Regions from separate parts of the Mus musculus genome. Here all the other regions are linked to region 2. A link is a loop called in an ENCODE intact Hi-C map of the cell type or tissue named here. Cell type or tissue: left cerebral cortex. All regions are shown on one strand. Region 1 has its middle 150 kb from the start of Gm26435. Region 2 has its middle 170 kb from the start of Gm15521. Region 3 has its middle 29 kb from the start of Gm15521. Region 4 has its middle 120 kb from the start of Gm15521. Region 5 has its middle 330 kb from the start of Gm15521. Region 6 has its middle 27 kb from the start of Gm26435.

Region 1 (4,000 bases), 340 kb after region 2:
CTGGGGAGGATCAAGCATATCTCCATATCTACCCAACAAACAGATAACCCCGAAACCATATAATGTGATAAGCATCTCACTTCGAGAGCACAGAACAGCAACCTCCCGACTGTTTCTTGCACAGCCTATGAGCATTCACAGTCTCCATACAATTGCTAAGAGTCTTGTGGGAAAAGAATATTGAGAAGGAGATCAGCACAAGAGGAATTACTTGACTTAGCCCAGTAATGCCCAATCTATGACAGACTCAGGGGTCCTGTGTCAAGTACACTGGAGGAAGGAGCCCACCCAGCCCCTAGAAGCAGAGGGAGGGGCAGAGAGCAAGGTTCACACACAACAAGGAGCAGATGGACAGGGCTGAGCTGTGCACAGCTCAGAGACAGAGCACATCATCTGGAGTTCCTAGGTTCAATCTCCAATAACTCCACGAACAAACATGTAGATATGACTGATTGTTACCTAACTTGCAGGGTAAGGGACCTCTGGGGGTGGGGGATGGGAGGGGGTGAGCATCCCCAGGCAGATAACTCATCTCAGTCAGAGTTTGAAGAAAACAGGTTTAAAACAAACTGGTATTGCCTTCCACCAGCTATGTACTTCAGAAATCCTGACATCTTAGTGTAGAACTCAGGAAGCACAAATGAGAAAGTGAAAAAAAAATACACAGCTACCTGTGACTGGGCAAACCACAACGATACACAAAGCCTTTCTCCCTTCCTCAGATCTCTATCTTTATCTTTTCAGAGAAACCTCACAGCACTCAGAAAGATCCAGTGTCCAGCATCCAGCATCCAGCATCCAGCATCCAGCATCCAGCATCCAGCATCCAGCATCCAGCATCCACCTTGGAGATGAAAGTCTCCTTGCTCCTATGTATCTGATGCCAGAGCAAAGGAAACTCTGTTAGTTCTTTGATCTCTGAAGAGGTTGCTTCCATGGTAAAGCCCTACAGGGATCAGCTACCTAAACTTCTCCATGAAATTCTGCTGTCTCTTCTCTCACTCCCTTTCAGCATCCATCATAGAGCTTGCTGGAGCACGTACCTCCTTGAAGTTCTAACAGAGAGCCATGAAGAACCCTCAAAGGGAAGTTCAGATTCCCATTCGGGCTAGGAGGTGCTGACCTGCCTCGATGGCTCTATCATAACACACCTGGAAAATGGCGCAGTGAAGTGAATCTCTTCTTTACTTTGAGCAAGATCATATTGAGATGCTAGCCAGCCTTGTTTAGGGGCTGTAGATGAGCCACATCTCCATTTCTCCATTGTGGGGGGTGCCTGGCAGTGTCAAGATTCTAACTGTATTATCTTTAAAAAAAAATGAGATGAACTCTACCTTTGACAGCACTAATAGGAATGGGTGTAGTAAAGACTTCTTTAGACTTTCTTTGTCTAAGGATGGGACAATCCAGTAATTTTTTTTAAATGGGGAGTGGCTAGACCCTCAAAATTCTGATAACTATTTGAAAATTCTTACCAGAAAAAAAAAAGCTATGCATAGATACAAGAAAATTTTACAATAGCTGATCATTTCTTGTCCCTCAAAGGCAGATGTCTTAAAGCGTCCCCAAGACAGGGCTGAACACTGAAGAAAAGAGTCATCTGGCCTGGCTTGGCCTGGGCGTTATGCTTGTGGTCAGCTCCAGGCTCTTCAATAGCTCTGTGGCTCCCTGTCATCCTGAGGGCACCTGGAAGCATCAGCCCAGGACCTGGAAGCCTAGGCCAAGACTGTATAGTCAGATGTTTCAGGTGAGGAAAGGTACTAAGGAGAGCATCGCTCTACAGCCAACAGGACTTCCTGCCTTCCTCACTCCCCCTCTGGCTACTGGATTTTCTCCAAAGGCAGCAGCAGGCACCAATGGCTAATTGCTCCAAAATAGCTAGTCTCCATTTCAGGGTGCTGCTTGCGTTTGCTTTAGTAGTTGGCAAATGAATCCTCCTAGGGATTATAATAACCCCATCCTGGCTGTGTTCCCTGGAATCTTGGCCTCTTTCCCTGGCACTTGTCCCAAAAGGGTTGGAAATCTCTGAGTATTTATCCCCTTGAAGATTCCCCGTGCTGGCCTGGCTCCTGGCCATTCTGCACACAGAAGGCCAGCTTCCTCTCTTCCTCCATAGATCAGACCCTGGACTGGTTCTCCCCATCACCACAGCATTCTGCTCAGGGGCCCAGTCCTGTTTCCAAGACGCTGCTCTCTTCCCACCAGGGCTGGCAATCTGCCCATCCAAGACTACTACTCTGTCTTCCCTCCTCACTGTCCTCTCTGTCAGTGAGGTTTTCATCCTTTGTGGCAGATCTGATTTTCTTCCCCCCACCCCCCACACTATCATTTTCATCAAAGTCTACAGCACTGAAGGGAAAAGGGGAAGGCTTCACTGTCTAAAGAGACACATGAGCAAGCAGTGCAAAAGAAAAAGAGATGAACAAATGGAGAGATCCCGCCCTCAAAGAGCTGATTGTCCGTTCTTCATTCCTGATGACAAACACATGATTTCCCCCAGCAAGAGATGCACAGACATTTTGTTTCTGTGCCTCAGAATATTATCATAGACCATTTGTTAATGATGTCACATTATCAAAGCATAGAGGAGGGTGCAGTCAAATTTTGAACACTTGTCAGGGGATATTTCTGATTGTCTATGCACCTGTTTCTCCCCACATGACTCTGAGTTCTACAAAGATAGAAACTAGATCTGAAAATCCCATGCCGCAACTCTTGTCTCCTCCCAAGCCCCATTCTCCAAAGAAGATGCTGAGTTAGGTGTAGTCAGCATAAGACTGAAGTCTTTAAAACTCATTGTTGTTGTCTGAATCATGATGGTCAAGTACACCAAATTTCAAGCAAGATTCTTTGCAGAGCATTGACTTCTACAGTCCTATGTCCTATGAGGCAATGCCGCTTAGAATGTGGGGCCAAGTGGAGAATAGAAATGGCCTTATAGGGCATCTCATTTCACTAGGTCCTTGGCCAAGATCACAGTGGGGATTGGTCGAGTGGGTGTATAGCTGGATCCTAGCAGAGCCAGCATCATTTCTGGAAAGCACACAGGGAGTGGGCTTGGTGCTATTCTTGTGTAGGAAGTACAGCATGTTTTCTTTAAGCCAATCCTACCCAGTGCTATGAAAGACTTGAGAAAGTTCTTAGCAGCTTCCATCCAAGAGCACTTGCTCGTATAGAAAAAAATGACTGAGCCAAGGAAATCACCCTAGTCTAGAAGATGCTCCTTTGCCTTCATCTGCTTCATGGCTTCCACTTTACAATCCAGGCCTACTGCCTAGTCAATAAAACTACTGTCATGTTGCCTTTTCATGGCCTTTGCCAAGTCACCATTGGCTCTCAGTGGCAATTCAAAGACAATCATAATAAATAAACAACAATAATTAAAGCATCCCATAATAGATCATATAAAACCTTTATATGGCTGAAAAGCCAAGTTAGTATCATTTTAACAAGAGAGAAGAGGGTGGGCCTGCTCAGAGGGAGTGTTTGGGAAAGGAAACTATTTTAAAGCAGCCATTGTGAGTTCTCCCAATTGAAATGAATGCACAGAGTCATCCAAGACAGGAGGACTTGTCCTATGTAACAGACTGCAAGCTCTGCGAGAAAATAGACACCATACAATGGTGAGGCTGGAACTCAGTCAGAAGCTGTTTGGTTAAATCAGACACTTCAAAGAGATATTATTATATTATTCACCAGGGTCAGACAGCCTCTGCACAGGAAAGGGACAAATCCCCTTGAGATTGGAAAACACCAGAGAAATTATAAAGGGTACTTGCTCCTGGCAAACAGAACTCCCTCTCCCCAGCCCCTACCCCCAAAACAAACAAACAAACAAACAAACAAACAAACAGAAACTTACTTGTGGCAGGTCCCTGAGAGCTGTCATAAAGTTTGGGAAATGCAAGTGGTTTTATAGCCAGAGAAATGGGAGTCTGAATGGAAAATCTGAAATCTGTCATCTAAGCTACCTTAATTTGTCTAATTAAGCCTTTTCTCA
Region 2 (4,000 bases):
ATTACAACATGCTTAATACATTCTGGATCATATTCTGGGTGCATTCTCCATACAGTAACCTGGTCAGTGCTGAGAACATGTAGTATATGCTCAGCAGATATTTCTTGGGCTCTGGTCATTTGTGTGCCATCAATGTCCCTATTACTATGCTGCACAATGTCCACCTTGTAGGTATGGAACTGTTAGTGACACTAGGCTGTTGCACTCTCCTGCTTCGGATGACCACCCTTCTTTTATTCTGCAACCTAAATGAAATCCAGCATACTGCCATTGGTGCAGGAGCAAAGAACCTATTCAATGGAACATAACAAAGAACTGCCCTCATTCTACCGAATTCTTCTTCAAGTAAGGAGGAAATATATGGTGAGTTCCAAGCCTTGATGGTTGTAATATAATCTTTTTTTGATATCGGAGGCTCCTTTCTTTCTGGAAACACATTGTCCTCATTTCACAGTTCCCTTGTATATATGTGTTGGCAGTGAGGATCCATTAAGTCAGTAGAATTGTATGAACATTCATTCAACCATGTGTTGAAGGGACTGCTGAGTGCCAGTCACCATTCTATGCAAAGGAGAAGATCCATGTCCAAGCATCCCAGGTCTTGACTTTGGGTACTTGGTAGTGTCAAGAGAAAGCTAGCTGCATAGACTGTGTCAGGGTGTATGAGAGCTGTGCTGAGGCATATTATTAGTACAGAGGACTGGACACGTTGACTTCTAGTTGGATTGCATTTCTTCCCCCTCTCCCTCTGGCTGTGTAAGGACCAGACATGCACTTGTAGAATGGGAGTGGATGGGGGCATCTAGTAAGAATGCTTATGTTGGGACTGGAGAGATGGCTCAGCGGTTAAGAGCACTGACTGCTTGCCCAGATGTGCTGAGTTCAATTCCCAGCAACCACATGGTGGCTCACAACAATTTGTAATGGGATCTGATGCCCTCTTCTGATGTTTCTGAAGACAGCGACAGTGTACTCAAATGCATAAAACAAATAAATACATCTTTAAAAAGAAAAGAATTTTTATGTCATCTATATAACAGGGTACAGACTGTCAGACTTCAAAAATAAGCAAGGGTGGGGAAATCCTTAGAAATACCTGGTCATTTTATGGTCAAAGGCTGCAGAAGGCAATTGTAAATGCACAATGATTGATCTCTTCCCATAGTGCTTAGTGTCATTGCCAACCATTTAGCAATTAATCATGGAGCAGAGTATTATGCAACGTCTAGAATTATTGGATCAGATTTTTGTTCATTTCTTACCTTGACGTCTAACGTTTTGCATGTGTTTCGAGTGCAGCTCAGCTAGAACTCCAGATACCAGAGGTTGTCTGCTTTTGTTCTCTATCTCCCACCGTGCCTATCATAGAGGCTGGCTCATAGTAGGTATTTAATCAATGCACTGATTAATTAAGTTCTTCTCCTGCCTGAGGCTCATCATGCTCCTGTGGTCCCAGAGAGCTAACAGCTGTCACCTGGGCCACCCTGGGCCACAGGGACAACACATATAAATGAGCATCATGTACTTTCCCTCCATAAGCAGTCTCAAGGCCCCCTGAGAGGCAGAGCCGATGTGAATTTTAAAGACATGTTCAGTGGTGGTTCCTTCTCTCTTTAGAGCCACTGGAGCGGCTCCTTCCATTGAAAATACAGGGATTTGTGCCGCGTGATTGTGCAGCTGGGGGCGGGCTGAGTCCGCAGTCATCAGGGGCTCAGCATGCTCTGAAGGGCTTTGTGCTCCAGGCGCTCACTCAGGCGGGCACCTGGCTCACTGGTGGCCAGATTGCAACTGCTTCTGCAAGTGACATTGCAATAATGGCTCTGCACCCTAGGAATACAGAGCTGAGAAAATGTCCTCTCCCTTCCTGCCCCCAGCGTCTCCCCAAAATCTCACAGTAAGGTTTCTTACTTAGGCAAAGTGATAAGTACACACACGGTTTTCTTTTCTATCTGTGAAGAAGTAAAGACCCATAAGTCACTGAGTGCCTGTGACAGACTGTGGACCTCCGCACGCTGGTGTCTAGTCCTAACAGGCTTTTTGGTAAACTAGTACTCCCATTTTACAGAAGAGGTGACCAAGTTTCAGATATTCTTAATAATCTATCTAGTGATTGCAGCAAGCTAACCATTACAAAGGATGGTAAAGTTTCACGTGCACACGCGTGCATGAGTGCCTCATGGATGTCTGCTTGTGTGTGTGTGTGCTTGTGCATGTATATAGGGCTGTCTCCGTATCAGAGCTTCGATGTCCCAACATTTACCCAACTTCCCCTTTAGCATCTATTCTAGCTCACCCACATTTCGAGCTGCACAGAGACTGCTCGCTCTGCTGAGCGGCCAGGTGGTGGCAGAGGCTGGATGGTGGCAGTTTTCTGGAGCTCTCAGAAATGTCGTCAGCAGTTCACTTATTATTCAGGATAACATCCAACAAAGTGACGACTTCTTTCCTTGCTATCAGTATCTCCTGCCAGCTGTTCACTTGGACTGGGGGAAGAGAGGGATTTCATTCTGAATTCACAAATGCAGCTAAACCTCCCTCCGAGATGAGCTGCACGGATTAGTGTTTATGGCACAGGACTGCTTGGCAAGCAAAGGCTCTGGGAGGGGAGGAGGAGAGAGCAGGAGAAAATAGCCCACCTCTGGGGACCCTGCCTGGGGGGCATCTATCTCTCCAAAGCAAGGCCTTCAAATCCACAGGAAACACAATATGTAATCTCCTGGCTATTAAACTACGGCTCTGGTGATGGACAAAGAGGCCCATTTGCTTTTCTGTGCAGAGGTGTGTCACTGTTGATGTCCCCGCCCCCTTCTCGGCATTTCTGCCTTCTCTAGCATCTCTGCCTTTTCTATCAGCTGGGCTACTCATGCAGAACATGTGTTGCTTCATGCAGATCCTGGAACAACCTGCACCTAAGGGTTCTGTCTGCACTCTCCAGAAGGGAAGACACACAGACAAGGCTAGAATTGAAGCCTGAAATCCTGGCTCCTATCCTCGGCCCAGACAGCTGTTTGGCTGTACTTGATGATGCAGGATCCAGTCAATGCTAAGCAGAAAGCTGGTCACTTGAGGGGCTACCCTGTCTGGCCCAGGTGCCTGTTTATATGATTAGGACCCTCCCCTATACCATTGTTCTCCCAGGCTGGTGTTGCAGACACAGGGTGGGGTTGGGGGAAGCATTTATCAAGATGGAACTAGATCACCCTTTCCCATTTCCTTAAATGTCAGGGTGTAAATCAAACTCCAAGCTTATTTGGAGCATGTGGGTGTTAGCGAATCAGACAAGGATAATGTGTTTCTAATCCAATGGCTTTCACCATGTGTGATTTACATCCTTGGATTGTTTCACGTGGTTTCTCTGGGTTTTCAGTTTGCTTGGTATTCTGCATCTGCTATGAGTTTTATTACCTCTGGCCATAGGGGACTACAGAAGTGTCACTTATCTCTGAAATACCAAGACACTAGGACGACAGCAATGATGACAAGAATGCCACTACGTAAATACCTTCCCAGACTGACACCTCAGTAAGGCCCAACTGTTTTATTAAACTTGAAAACAAATAAGCCTGCGCACTGAGTGGTGACATTTAGTTCCAATTCCGTAGTCCCCGATAATCAAAACTTATATATTCAACAACAAAACACACAATTTAAAAACTAGCCTAAGGACCCGAGTAGACATTTCTCTAGAAAGATAGGTAATTTTCCAATAAGCACATGAAAACATACTAATCATTAGAGAAATGCAAATCTGAAGCTACTTCACACACATTACGATGACTATTATTTAAAAACCAGAAAACGGCAGGCGTGAAGAAGTAGAGAAATCGGAACTCTCGTGCATGCAAATTCACACAGGATGTAAAGATGGCAGTGTTGCCACAGAGAATTACATAGTATTCCTCCAAAGATCGCACATAGAGTTAGCAAATGAATCGGCATTCCCACTGAAGGCTGGGCATGACCAGGGACCTGCACGATGCATTCATAGCTTTATTAAACA
Region 3 (4,000 bases), 140 kb before region 2:
TTCACCATATGCAATTAAAAAGAAAATCACTCATTCCTTTCCCACCCAGTAGCATTTACGTAACTCAAAACAACTCCTTCCTATAGGTTTATATATTTCAGAGACAATTGGTCTTTGAGGTCCACTATTCAGCTCTGTGTGTGTGTGTGTGTGTGTGTGTGTGTGTGTGTGTGTGTGTCTGTGTGTGTGTGTGTGTGTGTGTATGTGTGGCCAGTGACTCTTCTGAATCAAGAAGCCAAATGGAGAAAGGTCAGGGACATGGCCAAAGAGAGAAAGGTCACCATGAACGGTGTCAAGCCTTTGGACTTAGAAGCAGGCCTCTCTCCATCTCTTCTAGAGTTCAGTAGTTTTGACAACCCACAGAAACCATTTCAGCTTGGCTGAGCCTTCAGGTCTTCACCTACTAAAACTAGTTAGCACACTACCCTAATTCCAGAGCATCCATGACAAATAGAAGACTCTGAAACTAAAGTTTCTTTCCCATAATTGGCCCTCAACAAGAAACAATTGCTTTTACATTTTTTTTTAAGTCTCACCATGTCCCTCTGGCTGGCCTGGAACTCACTATCTAGAGCAAGCTGGCTTTGAACTCACAGAAATCTATCTGTCTATGCCTCCAAAGTGCTGGGGCTAAAGGCATGTGCCACCACAGCTGGACAATAATTGCTTATTAACATGGCCACCATTTCAAACAGTTATGATGATGTACTTGGCAAAGGGTTGGTCTGTATTGTAGCCTGTGTAAGATACAAATGAATTATAATAATAACATTAGTGAAGTCACATCACAGGCAGTAATAAGAATTTTTAAATGTGTTGGGGAAACAACCCCTTATCTATTGGGAGACAGCCAAGATAACCAGTTGACAAACAGTGGCTGACAGATGAGCTGCTTGGCTGTTTAACACACTTAATAAAACAGTGTAGCCGCGGGAAATCACTGTCTTGCTGAACAGCTGTATCCCAGGGGTTTCCACAGCAAAGATCCTTTGGTCTCACACTACAATAAACACAAAGATGGATCTGGAGGTGGAGGCCCAAGAGGTGGGAGTACCAGTGAAGGCGGAGGTCTGCACACAGGCTAAACATCCAAAAAGACAAAAGACTCCACATATGGAGAGATGGAGAAGGAAAGAGGCACCTTGTGGGGTGCCTGGCTTACCAGAGAGCTTTCATTTCACTGGTGAGTGTATTGGGTTGAGTTTCAAATAAAGGGGAAGATAAAAGATCAAATCCCACGAACAGTTAGCCCGTGTTTTGAAAACTAATCCAGAGCTCAGGGTGATGCCCACTCTCTAAGCTCTGTGACTACCCATCCTTCAGTGAGGTGGGTGGGGGTCCCTGGTAGCATCCTCTCAAAGGGAAGATTTGTGTCTCCTTCTGAGAGTTTCAGAGATGGAGCTTTTCAGGTAAGCAGGCAGGGAACTTAGGCTTGCCAAGTGGGTTCAACGTGGACCTTATTTTGCACCATTGAATGGAAACAAAAGGCTGTTGCAATTCTAATGCAAGGAGTTCCATTCCTAGGTCATTGTCATGGCTTGGCAGCTTCCTAGAGCCTGGCTTTTCCTCAGGGGCTGTCATGGGCCAAAAGAAACTGAGGTGTAACCCTGTTCCCCTGTTCAAGTTCATCATTTTACAAATGGTGAAGCTGAGACCACGACGGCTGTACACACACACACACACACACACACACACACACACACACACACACACAGCAAACTAATCTTTAAGAATGGGTTTCCTATCTTCAGTGCCACCATCTCCTCTTCTGGTATGAAAATGCCTTGAGAAAACAAGAAACTGCAGTTATTTCTCAAAACATTTTAGTTTGAATTCAGGGGATGCCCAAACACGCCTCTCTGCAATGTACCTTCTTTATTGGTAACTATGGGCATGTATACACACACACACAGAGAGAGAGAGAGAGAGAGAGAGAGAGAGAGAGAGAGAGAGAGAGAGAGAGAGAGAGAGAGAGAGAGAGAGAGAGAGAGAGACCAAATACTCATGGAGGAAGAGATAGAGGAGTGAGAAAGGGAAGGAGGGAGGGAGGAAGGGAGGGACAGTAAGAGGGAGGGAAGGAGGGAAAGAAAGAGGAAAAAGAGAGCATTATTTCCTATGGCCACAAGAGGGCGCCAGTACCCCATGCTAGACCTCCACTAAGCTGTACCTGCTGTGTGTATATTTATTTTCAATGAGGTCAGGAGGACCAAGGTTGTAAAATAACATATTTTCACTTGTTTTCCTTCTTCCATCTCAGACATAGCATTTTTCCAAAGTCAATTATCTTCCCAAGATGCTATTTTCCCCTCCCCTTTTCTCTATGCTTTTTCAACCCATCAGTGTCTGTCACCAACAGACTGGGCACAAGGAAGGGCCCTCAAAGGAACCTCCTTTTCCATAACTGGGGATGTCAAGTCCCCGTTCTGGCGTTTTACTTTTAAAAAGCTGTGTTCATGTAACAGCTCTGCTCTCCTGCCTCCAAGGAAGAACTGAGATGGCAGGGATCCAACAGTGACTATAAGAGCTCCTGGATGCTCACATGGGTTCCACCTAGCAAGAACAAATAGCAATTGCTATATTTCCCTATAGGAAACAAACACAATTGCAGCAGCATTCAGAGCCATTCATAATCAGAGGCTTTGTCCATTTGCACAGATAGGTGGGTGACCAGGATTACTATAAGGAGACAGGAAGAAAGTCACTCACCTTCACAGGCGTGAAGACAGACATGGTGGGGGGGGGGGGATAATTAGCACTTCTCAGAAAATATTTCCCTGAGGTGTACAGAAATGCAAGGGGGTGCTGGGCAGATGGGCCTCCTTTCAGGGAGGCTATGATGAGAGGAGGAGGCTACCACCATCTTATAGCTGAATACCAGACCAAGAATATGCCCCACCCACCCACCCACCCAGGAGCCCTGGGTAGCCCTAGTTCCACAGGTTCTCCAAGTGGCCCAGCACTGCAAAGTCTTTAGTGTTTCCATTCTAGAAATTTCCACTAGGCCCCCTGCATGTACCAAGAGTTCTACAAAACTCACCTGATCAAGGCACTCTCATACAGCCTTCTCTGTCACCTGATGGCCCTTGAGACGCAATTCCCTGCCCTATCCTTGCTGATCAAGTCATTGTAGTCAGAGACAATGATATCAGGCAGCTTGAGTCAGACCTTGACAAGAGTCAGTGACATGATGGGGACTATCAGGGGGACTGTAGGGAGTACCAGCTGCCTGGGCAGCCACGCGTCTGCTGGGGTATCACCCTGCTTTCCAAGTCATGTGGAACTGGGCTCATCTGTGGCTTGGAGTGTGTTTGCTGTGTAAGCTTGGGTATGCTGCAACTGTAGCTGCCTTTAGAGGAGCAGCTTGGCTGCCTGCATCCTGAAGGCATGCGAGTGTCTGTGCTCTGCTGCAAGGCCCCCACATTGCAGTTCCTTCTGTCTTCCTCCCATACTTCTGAGGTGTTCATGGGGAAGAGGAACTCACACCCCTGTGGCAGCTACACTCAGACCTGCCCTCCCTTGCCCCAGTCTGCTTCAGATCCACACGATACATTTAGGAGGAAAGAGAGGGTCAACAGCTGAGCATAGCACAGTAAAGAATCACCAGTGTGCTGGGCTATCCACTGCTATGATGCAGATGACAAGGCTAGCTCAGTACCCTGGAGTTGGGTCAAGAAGATGGATCTCTTTATTCCTGAGCAGACTATCTGCTGCTATCCTAGGGAACCAAACCTTCAACCTTTATGTGACTTTCAAAGGGGCTCCAGCCCCCACCAAGGACATTTCATCCACCCACAAAGCCCTCAGGAGACACATTCCTCTGCCACTTTTGACACAATTTCTTCGATCAACCCTTGGTGCCTGGCAATTCTGTCAATCTCTGGTGACCTGCAGATCTTCTCAAGGCCTCAGCTTCAGATACCGCTGACTCTTGGCTGGTCTTGCAGGGCTCTGAGCCATGGGCTCACTCTGCCAAGTCAAAGATGGTCTCCTCTGGAGGAAA
Region 4 (4,000 bases), 51 kb before region 2:
AGATGAGAACTGTTTTTGCTGTTTTTACGCTATCAGTTATAATTGAGCCAATAAACATACTACCTGCTTATTGGGAGGGGGTTAGGATGTGATTATCCTTAGGGTCAGGGGGAGGTTCTTAAGAGCTCTCCTAAGATATCCTGGTGAACATCTGCCAATCACCTATACCAATGATGACCCCTAAGTTCCCCCAAATTCCTGTGAGAAAATATAATCTCTTTGAACATTAAAGACAGGTTACCAGTCAGTAACAGGCAAGGTTAGGTTCCCTAAGAGTTTGTGAGCTTGCTCCACAGACTCTTTGGGAAGTCAAATTACTGAAGATAGGGTCTGGTACATCATAAGAGAAAAGGAAAGACGGTAAGAAAAAAAATATAAAGAAATGGATACGATCTGAGGGCAAGGTGGGAAGGAGACAGGTGCAGGAGACAAACACAGACCGAAGCTGAGTCCAGAAACACTAGGGCTGTCTACCAGCTACAGTAGTCTAGAGGGGGTAAGCACTGCATAAGATTCTCTTGGAGTTTTACTGGCACAGCCTAGCTGGAAAGAGAAAGGAGGGTGTGGAGCATAGCTTTCTAGATCTACCTGGACTTTGAGCATCAGAAATTCTTCAGGGAATGGGACACTGACAACAGCGGCCAATGTCTAGCCAGGCGAAATGGTGGGGGTATTTTGGACGTCTTCTGAGGGCCAAGAGAAGAGGTTTGGGGTCTGCTGAAAGGGTCCTCCATCTTCGCCTTTTTTTCCTTCGGCTATTCAACCGCCAAGAGGGTCTCTGGAGCCCCTCCGGATGCAAACTTCCCCCCAGGCAGCCTGTGGAAGTAGTCCATCACAGCCAGCCTCCAGCGTGGTTCCCCAGCCTGGCCAGCTGGCAGGAAGGCTGCCGAGGCAGCAGATCTGGCGAGAGACTCCTCAATCACATTTACATGTACGTGGTGCAAAAAGGGAAAGATAGGGGGGAAGGGAAGCCCTCCGGAATCCAAAAGGAAAGTCAGTAAGTACTCCACAATAAAAAAAAAAAGAAGAGAGTCAGCCACCAGCTTGATTTGTCTCGGATGTTCTCAAATCGCTGTCCTTAAAAGCTCTGCTTCCCCATCTTCCTTCTCCTCCCGTCATCCAATGCCTGAAGAAAGTCTCTAATTTTGCTTTAATTTGTGCCTTGGTTGCAAGAATAAAACAGAGCGTCACTGAAGCTCCGGCCCCTCCCCCTTGGCACTCTGCAGCTGCACTTCCTCAATGGCCCGATGCCGCCTTTCTCTCCCACCACTCCAGGTTCTTTGCCGAAGGAACCAAGCACCAGGCTTAGGGCGGCTTCCAAACAGACAGGCATCCAACGGTTGCCTTTACCCCTGTGAGCCCCTCAAGCTTCTCAGGAATGGGGGTGCAGATTCTGGTTAAGGGAAGAGCAGAGTGCAAGGGCCTGTTATGGTGTGGATACTGGAATCTCTCAAAACGTCAGTTAATCTTGGGCATCTTGCCAGGAATCGCGTGGAAGGAGATAGTAACAAATTTGGGTGTTTACATCATTTTTCAAGTAAAAGAATAAACACAGGCAGCCTCCTTATTTTCTTACACTTAAATCCTTTTGGAGTATCTGATGACATTGTTTCTCTGTTGGTTCCCAGGTCTCAAGAGTTTTGGTTTTCAAATACAGCCCTGGCTTGAACCAGAGGTGCCCTCAGGCAGAACCCTCCCTTCCAACCCTCAGGGAGGCTAATTTACTTCCCTTTTAGTAGCTTCCATTCTTGTCTCTACCAAGAAGGAGCACTGAAAAGCACTTCTAATTAATCTTTGTAGATTGCTATGCGATCCTGGGGGCTAAAGGCAGAGTATTATTAGAAAGTGCTGGCTGGGTGGGTAGCGGTCATAAAAAAACTAGGTGCTGACCAGATCACTTTTCAAGACATCACAGGTATTGGGAATGGTTGCAAGTGGTTTTATGTGATTGGCTGCTTCATAAGTCCTCAAGAAAATCATAGGGCAGCCACCTGGAGACATGAGCTCCACTTCTCTCCAGCAGGTGTCAGCACAAAGGATTTGTAGCCAGTTAAGCCTTGGCCTTTTTACTTCCACTAACCCCAGTGTACAATAGCCTGCCCTCACCCCCAGCTTTGCTTCCTGAAGCTTTACCTCTTGTGGCTTGTCATCACCACCATCACAAGAAAGTGAGGGTGTTAGCTTTTCAGCTAGTCACATCTGCACAGGCACATACAAGAAACCATATTCACATACTTTCCACTCCAGGATGACAGGGGTTTTAGTGTCTCTTAAAAGATTTATTTCATCGTAATCATGATGTCTGAATGTAGGGATGTGCACATGAGTGCAGGTTCCAGCAGAAGGAAGAAGAAAATAACCAGTGCCCTAGAGCTGGAGTTACAGGTGCCTGGGAACAGGGCTGCTGAGAACAGAATTGAGGCCCCGTGCAAAAGCAACAAATACTCTCACCCACTGAGCCATTGCTCCAGCTTTGTGTATATCATTGTATTGTACTGTTAGTTACTGTTAATCTCATACTATGACACATATGTCAGTTAAACTTCACAGATATGTATCCATAACCAAAACCCAGTCTGAAGAGGTTTTAACACTACTTGCTATTTCAGGCATCCCGTGAGGATGAAGGACGATAGCCTCTTGGAAAGGTACCTGGCCTGTGTGGTTTGAGCTCTGATAGAGCATCATCCACCATGGTACTTTTCTGGATCTAAGAAAACTAATCACTTGTGACTAAAATGAGCCCCCACAGCAAGGGGCATCTACATTGTTAGAAAGATGTGCACATAGTAGGTGCTCATATCACATATCCTAGTTGGAGACTTTAGGGACAAAGGAGTAATTGATTCTAGAGTGGAGATGAAAGACTTCACAGGGTTTGTCTATGGAGAACCACAGGGCAGAAACAACCCTTATGCAATTTAGGATAAATGGCTTGTTACTTAGTTCTGAGCCCATGCAAGGATTCAGCAAGTTTCTGCCTGGAAAATGTTCTGTGATGCGAAGGCACTGCTTCCTCTCTTTTTGAGTCTCCATCTGGGTTTAGCAGATATGAATTTACACTTCCTAGGCCACTTGGTCTGGTAACTAATTAAAATTTTTTTAAAAAATGTTCTTTGATCTGTGGAAGGCCGTGAGTCTGAAAGGACGGACAACGCACTTCCCCGATTTGTGCAATCACTAGGGTTCTTTTTCTGGAGGCGTATGAAAAATAGCAGGTGAGGGCAGTATATTGTCTTGTGTTAACACAGTGCTAACAGATATTTTGCCTTAATACAGCATGAAAAAGATACCTTAGATTTACTGTTTTAATATCTATTTGCTACAAGGATTTTACAATTAGATAATGGGACATCTGTGTGATGTATTAGGGAATATAAGGTGCTGAGTTACCGCTAAGGGGCTTGAAACTTCTCTGAAACTATTTAAATTCTAGGTACAGAGAGATGAGACAGACTTCTCTTCTTCCCAGGGCCAGCAGGATGGCATTCCGCATAGGAGTCCTAATCCAATTGGAAAACCCAAGAACATAATCCCTTCTGTTGGAACTAAGGGCTCAGAGACCAGCTTCGAATATAACTTCCCAGGCACTGTGGAAACAGGTTAGTGATGCACTGGATCATCAAAGGGAGCAAGGCAGACTGGACTCCACATGTAAAGGGGAGGCACTGACATCAACCTATCCAGCTCCATTTGGAGCCATTGTCCCTAAGGAAACTATCCTACTGAATTTCCTTAAGATCCTGGTTAAAAGGAACTCTCAGACAGCATAATAAAACCTGGGAAAGGAGAGAGTTGAAGATCATGACGTGTCACACACACACACACACACACACACACACACACACAGAGAGAGAGAGAGAGAGAGAGAGAGAGAGAGAGAGAGAGAGAGAAGCTTAACTCTAATGTTATGTGCATTACCCCCGGACTCATTAAGTCAGAGAAGAGGTTATCTTCTAGTAGATAAGGGGAATGTACCAATGATAATTATAAATACACA
Region 5 (4,000 bases), 160 kb after region 2:
TCCATGAGATAACCTAGTCAGTCCATGAGATACCCTAGTCAGTCCATGAGATAACCTAGTCAGTCCATGAGATACCCTAGTCAGTCCATGAGATACCCTAGTCAGTCCATGAGATAACCTAGTCAGTCCATGAGATACCCTAGTCAGTCCATGAGATACCCTAGTCAGTCCATGAGATACCCTAGTCAGTCCATGAGATACCCTAGTCAGTCCATGAGATAACCTAGTCAGTCCATGAGATACCCTAGTCAGTCCATGAGATACCCTAGTCAGTCCATGAGATAACCTAGTCAGTCCATGAGATACCCTAGTCAGTCCATGAGATAACCTAGTTTGTCTGGCCCATCTATGACACTCAGCCAGAGACAATATTAGTCATTGTCCCCTAATTCTGCAGATATGTATGTATGGGCAAAGAGATCCCAGTGAATTACTAGAAAGAAATCTGAATTGGCATTTCCCTCCTTTTCCAGGAGCCTAGAAAGTTTTGCTGTTGTTGTTGTTGTTGTTGTTGTTGTTGTTGTTGTTATTGCTGTTTTTTTTTTTCCCCTAAGACAGTGTTTCTCTGTGTAGCCCTGGCTGTCCTGGAACTCTCTGTATAGACCAGGCAGGCCTCGAACTCACAGAGAGCCGCCTGTCTCTGCCTCCCTAGTGCTAAGATTAAAGACTTGGATGACCATGCCCAATTCAGATAGGTACTTTATAGTGACTTTCTTGGACCACTTAAAAGGAACCTGTGCTGAAGGGGAAACTTTCCCCAAAAGAAGAGAAGCCAGGGCACTAGTCATTAGCATCATGACTAACAAAAGGGATTCTTATATTTCTAGTTTACTTTAAGGGAAAAATAGTCAGTAGCAGAACCAGGTTGCACCTGCTAACTCTGAAACTGTAAGCTGCAGTTCCAAGAGTGTCTTTCGTTCATCTTCAAGGCCTGTTGCTCCTGCCTGGTGCTGCTTGGCTGCCTGACATTGCTGAGCTCAGAGGATCAGCACTTTGTGTAGTGCAGTCTCTAGCAGGAAGAGTGGATGGAAACTGTCTCGATAGCATTCTACACCTTAGATCATGATGAACCCCATGTAGGCAGCTCCAAGCATTGCAGCCATGATCCTTTTTGAGGGGTTCTTCTCTTGTCCATACCCTTCTGGTCATGTTTCCAAGTATGCACAATTCCCTCAGCAGGCCTTAGGCCTCATCACCTGGAATTGATTATTACATGTTGCCCATGAGGACTATTTGGTCTCATCCACCTTATTCCCATCTCAGAACTACCCAGCTTGGATGCTGAGGCAAGCCACAAGCTTACTGTGAGTGCACACAAGGGAGTTAGGTGATCTGCATGGTGCCCGTGACCCCAGCTGCAAGCTAAGGACAGTGGGAAGTGAGTCTCGCTTCTCCCATCAATTCTGAATTTCCAACAAGGAGGTGCCTTGATGTGGGATCTGAGAGGAGGAGAATTGGGAGGGTTGGGAAAGAAAATAACCTCACGAATGGAAAGGTGTTGGATGGAGCCACGATCTCCGAAAAGAGGGATGCTTGGTTTCTAGAAAGAGAAAATCTGCAGTGCACCCAGCCATTGGCTTTCAGAACCTCTGCTGGCAGAAGGTGGGCAGTGTGCTGGGAAGGAAAGTGCCCAACCCTGCTCCCTCACTCCAGTCTCCAGAAAGAGCCTCCTCTAGTTAACCTACCCTGGTGCTTCTCAGGGCAGACCCCAGGGAGCTAATCAATGCCTCCCCTGCCTCCCAGACCTGTCACAGGAATCATTTTGAATCCCCTAACCGCCCCCCCTCCCTAAACTGCATCTCTGTTGCTACTGGGTTGGGGGGAAGGAAATGGATCAGGGAGGGTGTCCCTAACCTGCCACTAGAGCCATACACCTTTCCAAGAGGCAAGAAACCCAGAAGTAGCAGCCGTGGGAAGAGTCAGCTTAAAACAAAAACAGAGGAGGAGAAAAAATTGCCTTGGAATGTGCGCTGCATTCTAACTAGTCCCGCTGGGTCAATGCAATAGGGGTGGATTATTGCAGGCAAGACCTGGGCTGCCTCAGTAATTCTGTAAGTTTGATAAGAGATAGCTGGCAGCCTCTGCTTCCTTCCCTGAAAGTAAAACAGACATCACCTTTGCCATGTCCCACTGGCATGTGGTATGGGGTCTCTAGGGGTCACACTGTCTTAAAATTGAGCAGCCTTGGAAGCCTATTTAGAAGTCCCTGGTTGCAGCCAGCACAAATAAAGCTATCATTCTCCTTGGGAAATTCAAAATTTAGTAGAAGGGGACCAGATCTGAGATATGCCTCTCCTCGTCCCTCCTCCGCCCCCAGGATGTGAGCAAGACTATAAAAATCATACTTCACCTGGGGAAATTGGTTTCTTTCTACTTCTCTATTTGGGGCTATTTGAAGTACAAGCAAATATTATGCTTCTCTGCATTTATTTCTAATGAAAAGTTATGCTAATTTATATGTAAATTCTGTTTGGCCCTGGGGCTCCTGGGGTATAGCCAATGGGGCTGCTGATGGTGGGATTTGGCAGTTGTCTCCAGGTTGATGTTAGAAGCAGAAGAGAGGCTCTCAAGACAGGTGACAGTTATCGAAGACATGGGTCTCCCTCCCCTATTCTCTGACACCTTACCCCATGCCTTGACGAGTTAGTTTTCATTTCTGCTGTCAGAAGGCAAGGACATATTTCCCTGGGGGCGGGGGGGGGGGGCACTGGCCTTGAACTCAGTTTCCCTACTGCCAGTATTAGGGCTGTAGACTCAGTTTGTGTAATGCAAGGTGCCAGGAATAAGCAGAGTACACTCATATATATACACACACACATACACACATACATAGACACTGATCCTGCTCCATATTACGTAAGAGGAGTCAAGAGAAGATGACTCTAGTCTCCTTGTACCTCTACATCCCAATGCCCAAGGCACAAGATGGAAAGCTCAAAGGTTGAGCCCCTGAGGTTCAGCGTGACAGTTTCATGGGTATTCCTGCATGATCCTCCACCCTGGACCTCCATATCATGGGCTAATTCTGCCCTTCTCCCTTCTTTTCCTTGCTAAGCCACAGCCAAGATGCACACCATTTGCATCTGATTCTTCTTCCAGCCTGGTCCCTCTGACCACCTCATAGAGATCTGTAGAGGACAGGGCCCATCACTCAGAAGGGGTCAGAGCTTAGGATTCTCAGCAAGATCATAAGAACTCTGTACTGTACTGGGAGCGGAGGAGGCAGCCCTGGGACTGTCATCTCTTCTCACTCTGCCAGACAGAACTTTCCTCTGGGAATGCAACTGCATTGGATGGAGAGCCTTGCCTCCCCTCCTCCCTGCCTCAGGCTCCAAGCCCCTTGGAGAACCTTGCAGGACCAAGCCTGTCAAAGTTTCTCAGCTTGTCTCAGTCTCTGAGTTTCAACATCTTTAATAGTGAAGGGGTAACCTAGATCCCCCAACGATGGAGGGAAGGTAAGCTGCCTAGCTGCTAATTCCGTGGCTAGGATGAAGTCACAATGGGAGGACTGACACAGGGTTAGGGACCACATAGTGCAGTAAATGGACTCAAGGTGGAAGCAGATTCCCAAATGCACCTGAAATGAGCAGAGCGAACACTGTAGAGACCTGGTCAGAGAGCAAGCCAGCCTCAGCAACTGCAGCCTGGCTTAGCTGCTGCCGCTGCCAATAAGTAGACCGAAAATTAGCATTCGCCTCTTAGTGCCTCTGTCCTTTCAACTTAGAAAGGCTTTCCTGAATTCCGGAGCCCACCGCAGCCCGCCGCCACTGCTTACACAGCCCTTTATCTGCTCGAAACGCCCACCCCGTCCCAGCCCCGCCACAAACACACCCCCAAACAGATTCAAAACTAACAGTTTTTCAGGCTCCCGAGAAAGGATTTATTCTCCAAAGCCAGACCGCTGGCCAGCACCTTCCAGGAGGAACCCGATTATTTCCATCCTGCGTTTCCACCCGCTTTGCTCCTTTTGCAAGTTCACTGGCCAATATTTAAAGTTTCC
Region 6 (4,000 bases), 460 kb after region 2:
AGCTGGGTCTCTGTGCTGCCACTTGGCGATGGAGCTAGCAGAGGTGAGCCAGCCCTGCAGATGAGCCAGATACTGCAGAGGAGGAGGACCTGGGGAAGATTGTCGAGGCACACTCCACAACTGAGTAGCCTTTTCTAAGGACAGCACAGCACTTTCCCATGCCGAAACAACATGCCAGCCTTGGTTTAGGTATTCCTAGAATCCAAGGCTCTGCTCTGATTAGGAGTCCTATGCTTTGCCCAGAGCCTCTTTATCAAATGTCTCCTCACCTTCAGGGTATGTATTTACCATGTATAGCATCTGTATACTTTATGAATATTTCACTTTGTAGGGAGCTTCCCCCAGGCTTCAAGCAAAATGCCATGTGCCCTGCGGGTCTTCATTTAGATAATAATTAACTAAAGGGGAGAGAATGAGGGACCTGCTGTGAGCCTCAGAGTCCTCTCTCTCTCTCTCTCTTTCTCTCTCTCTCTTTTCTTCTTCTTCTTCTTCTTCTTCTTCTTCTTCTTCTTCTTCTTCTTCTTCTTTTTCTTCTTCTTCTTCCTCCCTTTCTCCCTCCCTCCTATCTTCTATCCCTTCACAAATAACAGAGAGAGAGAGAGAGAGAGAGAGAGAGAGAGAGAGGTGGGGGGAGAAAGAAAGAGTGCCAGTCTCTTCACCTGGGGGTATCAGAGGGATTGAATGGCCCATGTTAGCACTGTGGAGCTTACAACTTCTATTGGGAAACTTACAAGAAAAGGTGAGTTCAAGGACCCATGTAAAGGGCTCTGGCAGAGATATTTCCTGAGGCTTTAGTAACACTGGGGAGGGGGTGTTATAGACCTTTCAGGGTCAGGTCAAGTTTAAGCATGGAAAAAAATGTTTGTTTTTTTCAGACAAGAAAAATTTTCTATTCTGTGTGACCTGGTGGCAGCATGGCCCGAGGGGCTGAACATCTGGGTGGGGTAGAAACCACCTCCTGGAGGTGAGGACCCTGGGGAACAGGAGCAGAATGTGTCAGGAAGGGGTGTGGCCAGGTGTCCTGAAGTCTTTGAGGCTTTGACACTGGTGAGGACCATAGCACATGGAACAGGAGGAGTCTGGATCCGTAGAATGTAAGGACTGCCACCACACTTTAGGTGAGAATGGCAGGATTATAAAAAAACAACAGCAGCAGTAGTAAATAAAACATGGTGGGCAGAAAAGTAGGCGGAAGTGAAATTGACCAAATCCAGTACAACTGGGAGAGTGAGATTGTCAGGTTTGGGCCTGAGAAAACATAAAATAACAGAGAGGGCAAGTCTGGAGCTAAGCATCTGGGTCCCATTCTACACACAGTAGGACTGCCACTGTCTAATTTGGGGCTCCATGATGCACACAGTAGGACTGCCACTGTATAATTTGGTAGAGATCTACAGAAAGCAGTTGCATGTATGGGTTTAACCTTGAATACACTAATAGAAAACTAAAATGTTAGACGTTCCTTCCTTCCAGGTACTGCAGCCACACCCTCCTGGTGCCTTTTGCTGCTGGAGAGAGAAGTGACGAGCAGGATGCTAGGATACATAAGTTATCTGGATTTTAAACCTGGCAGAAAGAGTCTAGAGAATATAGAAGAAATTAAAACCTATTCAGAAGAGTTTCTACTTAAATCTCTCCCTTAGCCCTTCAACACCAGGAAGTGGAGAACAAAGAATGCCAAAGTGGAGCTTTTAAATAAATCATAATTAGTAGCACACATGGGCTCAGTGTGGGCAGGCAATTAGACCGCTAATTGTATAAAGTGGAGAAAGGCAAAGTATCACCCCAAAATGGGAGGTTCCCAGCAACGTCAGAGATGCCCTGAAGTAACAAAGGCAACCAATGGGGCACAACTAGACTTCTAATGAATGTGTGTGTGTGTGTGTGTGTGTGTGTGTGTGTGTGTGTGCGCGCGCGGGAGCAATAGCGGCTGGACTCTAACTAGAGGGGAAATGGAGTCTCCTAACAAAGTACCACTCTCTTCATGTGCTGCCCTCCAGCCCAGAGACTCAGGCTTCACAGCTGCCCAAAGCCCCTGGGGGCTGGACATATGCATTGCACGGGTTCCACCTAGTGGTAGACTCTGGGAGTACCTTCACAACGTCTTAGCCTGGAGATACTGGGGTTTCTAACTCAGTGGTACAAAACCTGAGTACCCAGCAGGAAAGTTCTGTGTGTAGAATAGAGGCAATGCTTGCTTCTTCGTGTCCTGAAATACTTGTAATCCTGAATACCCGTTAACAGAGGAATTATAAAAGTAATTGCTGCATGGGTGCTAATTGCTGGGTTGTTTTGTTTCTTCATTCTTCTTTTTTCTTCTTCTTCTGCAATTTAATTAACTTTGTCTGCGGCCTCCTGCCCTTTGTAGGGTTAGCAATTTAATTGCAGTTTCCTTCTTCCTGTTATTCCTTTGCTGTCACGAATGCAAAAAAAAAAAAAAAAAGAAAGAAAGAAAAAAAAAAAAGACTGATGAAAGAAAGGGGTCTTGGTTCTACCAGACAGCTCACTTCATATAGGTATCAGCCTACATGGGGAAAAAATCACTATGGAAAAACCTTAGAAAAAGGAAAAACCTTAGAAAAAACAAGCAGTCGGAAGAGAAGCCTGAGATTATTCCAGAAGCTCTCCACCAAGCCCCCCAAGAAGATGTTTCATTGTTTTCTCCTTCTGACATTTGTTTAAACACACACACACACACACACACACACATACACACACACACCACTAGCCAAAGACACTGAAAGGAAAAAGACTAGACAGAGGCCAAGCAAAAAAGATGACAGGGTTAATGTGGTCAGTGTTTGGGTAGAGGGAAGAAATTGAGGGTGAACTGTTTATTGTATGTGGATGATATTCTGAACTGCTGGGTCTTGGAAAGATGGGAGCTGCTGACAGGTTTGGGGGGCAGCAGCTACTCAGCAATCCCCCAGGCTCAGCAAAGCCTCCCTGTGGGAGAGGATCACAATCTTCCACGCATTGTGATGCTGCCATGCTAACGTGCAAAACAAGTTGTTTGCTGGCCCTGCCCAAGGTGACTCAAGGATAAAGAAGGGAGTGCGTGTAAGTAGACCCTCTCCTGTGACTTGCACTCTGAAATCAGAAGAATAATGCAAAACGGAGAGGCAGAGCAGAGGCAGAGCAGGGCATATCTCTTCGCCTGGCAGGCAGATTGGCTGCCAAGTCTCCCCACTCTGTCTGCCTGACACAGACCACATCCCTCAAGAATAGAACTCTGCTCAAAATTTAAATGCTCTACCCCCTCTGCAGGTGTATGCAGGAAGCGGGGTGTTGGCAACAGTTCTGATGGAGAGCGGTAGCCCGGGTACAAAGAGACAGCGGATACAAAGCTGTTTCGCCCTATGAACAGCTTTATGTGAAATCAGGAATCAAACTACAAGAAAAGCAAGAGAGCTCCAGCAAAAACTTTCCCTGGGCATAAAAACGAGTCGAACTGAGCAAAATCATAAATGCAAACCATCCACATCACCTTTGCCACAGGGGACGAGGCCCCAGAATAGAATTTAATGCCAAATTAAATGTTCCATCTACCTCTCCCAGCAACACAGCTGTAAAACTAGAAAACAAATCAAGGCCACTGCTACTGTTGCTGAAGGATATTGGCTGATGGAGCATAAATAAGTGTATAGTAACCGATAATCTGGGCATGGGAGGCCTTGGGCTTAGGAGGTTTAGAGAGAATAAGCAGGTAGCCCTCACAAGGGGCAGATCTTAGAATCAAGGGTATCGATTACGTTTCTTTTCCTTCTGGCAACTCACTGTCTAAGAAGAGGTTTAGAAGTCCCAAGACTTTAATCAGTTTGATTGGAAGACCATAGAATCTAAACAAAACACCTACATAGTGGTACTGGGAGAAATTTCTAAGGCAGGGACTGCTATCAGATTAGCAATGGTTTCTCCTGCTTGCTTTGACAACTGTTTCCCTGTCACAGACAAGAGGATGTGCACAGTTAACAGTCATCTTGGACTTGAACTTGGATCC

Evidence for each region. A loop is a pair of places that touch in the nucleus more often than their neighbours do. Peaks named below come from ENCODE experiments on the same cell type or tissue, not always from the same donor. Only the 100,000 strongest peaks of a DNase experiment are listed, where the experiment ranks them.
Region 1: a loop joins it to region 2, with 2.4 times the contacts of the local background. A loop is called at or near these places in 2 of 42 quality-filtered maps.
Region 3: it touches region 2 in a loop (4-fold over the local background); 4 of 42 quality-filtered maps call a loop at or near these places.
Region 4: it touches region 2 in a loop (3-fold over the local background); 2 of 42 quality-filtered maps call a loop at or near these places.
Region 5: a loop joins it to region 2, with 2.1 times the contacts of the local background. A loop is called at or near these places in 5 of 42 quality-filtered maps.
Region 6: a loop joins it to region 2, with 7 times the contacts of the local background. A loop is called at or near these places in 2 of 42 quality-filtered maps.

Annotation. Positions count from the first base shown.
Region 1 is chr9:30,138,370-30,142,369 of GRCm38, forward strand. No RefSeq gene overlaps it. Among named protein-coding and RNA genes, the nearest start is that of Gm26435, 150 kb to the right of the region's middle. In left cerebral cortex, no CTCF peak of the experiment used is centred here; DNase peaks (open chromatin) are centred at 1,950 and 3,043; H3K27ac peaks cover 2,074 bases.
Region 2 is chr9:29,800,797-29,804,796 of GRCm38, forward strand. It overlaps a transcript of Ntm not described here. Among named protein-coding and RNA genes, the nearest start is that of Gm15521, 170 kb to the left of the region's middle. In left cerebral cortex, CTCF peaks have their summits at 2,336 (motif pointing right) and 3,896; DNase peaks (open chromatin) are centred at 1,708, 2,416, 2,805, 3,224 and 1 more place; H3K4me3 peaks cover 495 bases; H3K27ac peaks cover 1,926 bases.
Region 3 is chr9:29,659,523-29,663,522 of GRCm38, forward strand. It overlaps a transcript of Ntm not described here. Among named protein-coding and RNA genes, the nearest start is that of Gm15521, 29 kb to the left of the region's middle. In left cerebral cortex, a CTCF peak has its summit at 2,129 (motif pointing right); DNase peaks (open chromatin) are centred at 2,133 and 2,433; H3K27ac peaks cover 410 bases.
Region 4 is chr9:29,749,564-29,753,563 of GRCm38, forward strand. It overlaps a transcript of Ntm not described here. Among named protein-coding and RNA genes, the nearest start is that of Gm15521, 120 kb to the left of the region's middle. In left cerebral cortex, a CTCF peak has its summit at 2,009 (motif pointing right); DNase peaks (open chromatin) are centred at 517, 986, 1,172 and 1,989; H3K4me3 peaks cover 910 bases; H3K27ac peaks cover 1,398 bases.
Region 5 is chr9:29,958,447-29,962,446 of GRCm38, forward strand. It overlaps a transcript of Ntm not described here. Among named protein-coding and RNA genes, the nearest start is that of Gm15521, 330 kb to the left of the region's middle. In left cerebral cortex, a CTCF peak has its summit at 1,622; DNase peaks (open chromatin) are centred at 1,566, 2,108, 2,436, 2,873 and 2 more places; H3K4me3 peaks cover 2,708 bases; H3K27ac peaks cover 3,050 bases.
Region 6 is chr9:30,262,929-30,266,928 of GRCm38, forward strand. No RefSeq gene overlaps it. Among named protein-coding and RNA genes, the nearest start is that of Gm26435, 27 kb to the right of the region's middle. In left cerebral cortex, a CTCF peak has its summit at 2,078 (motif pointing left); DNase peaks (open chromatin) are centred at 2,063 and 3,208.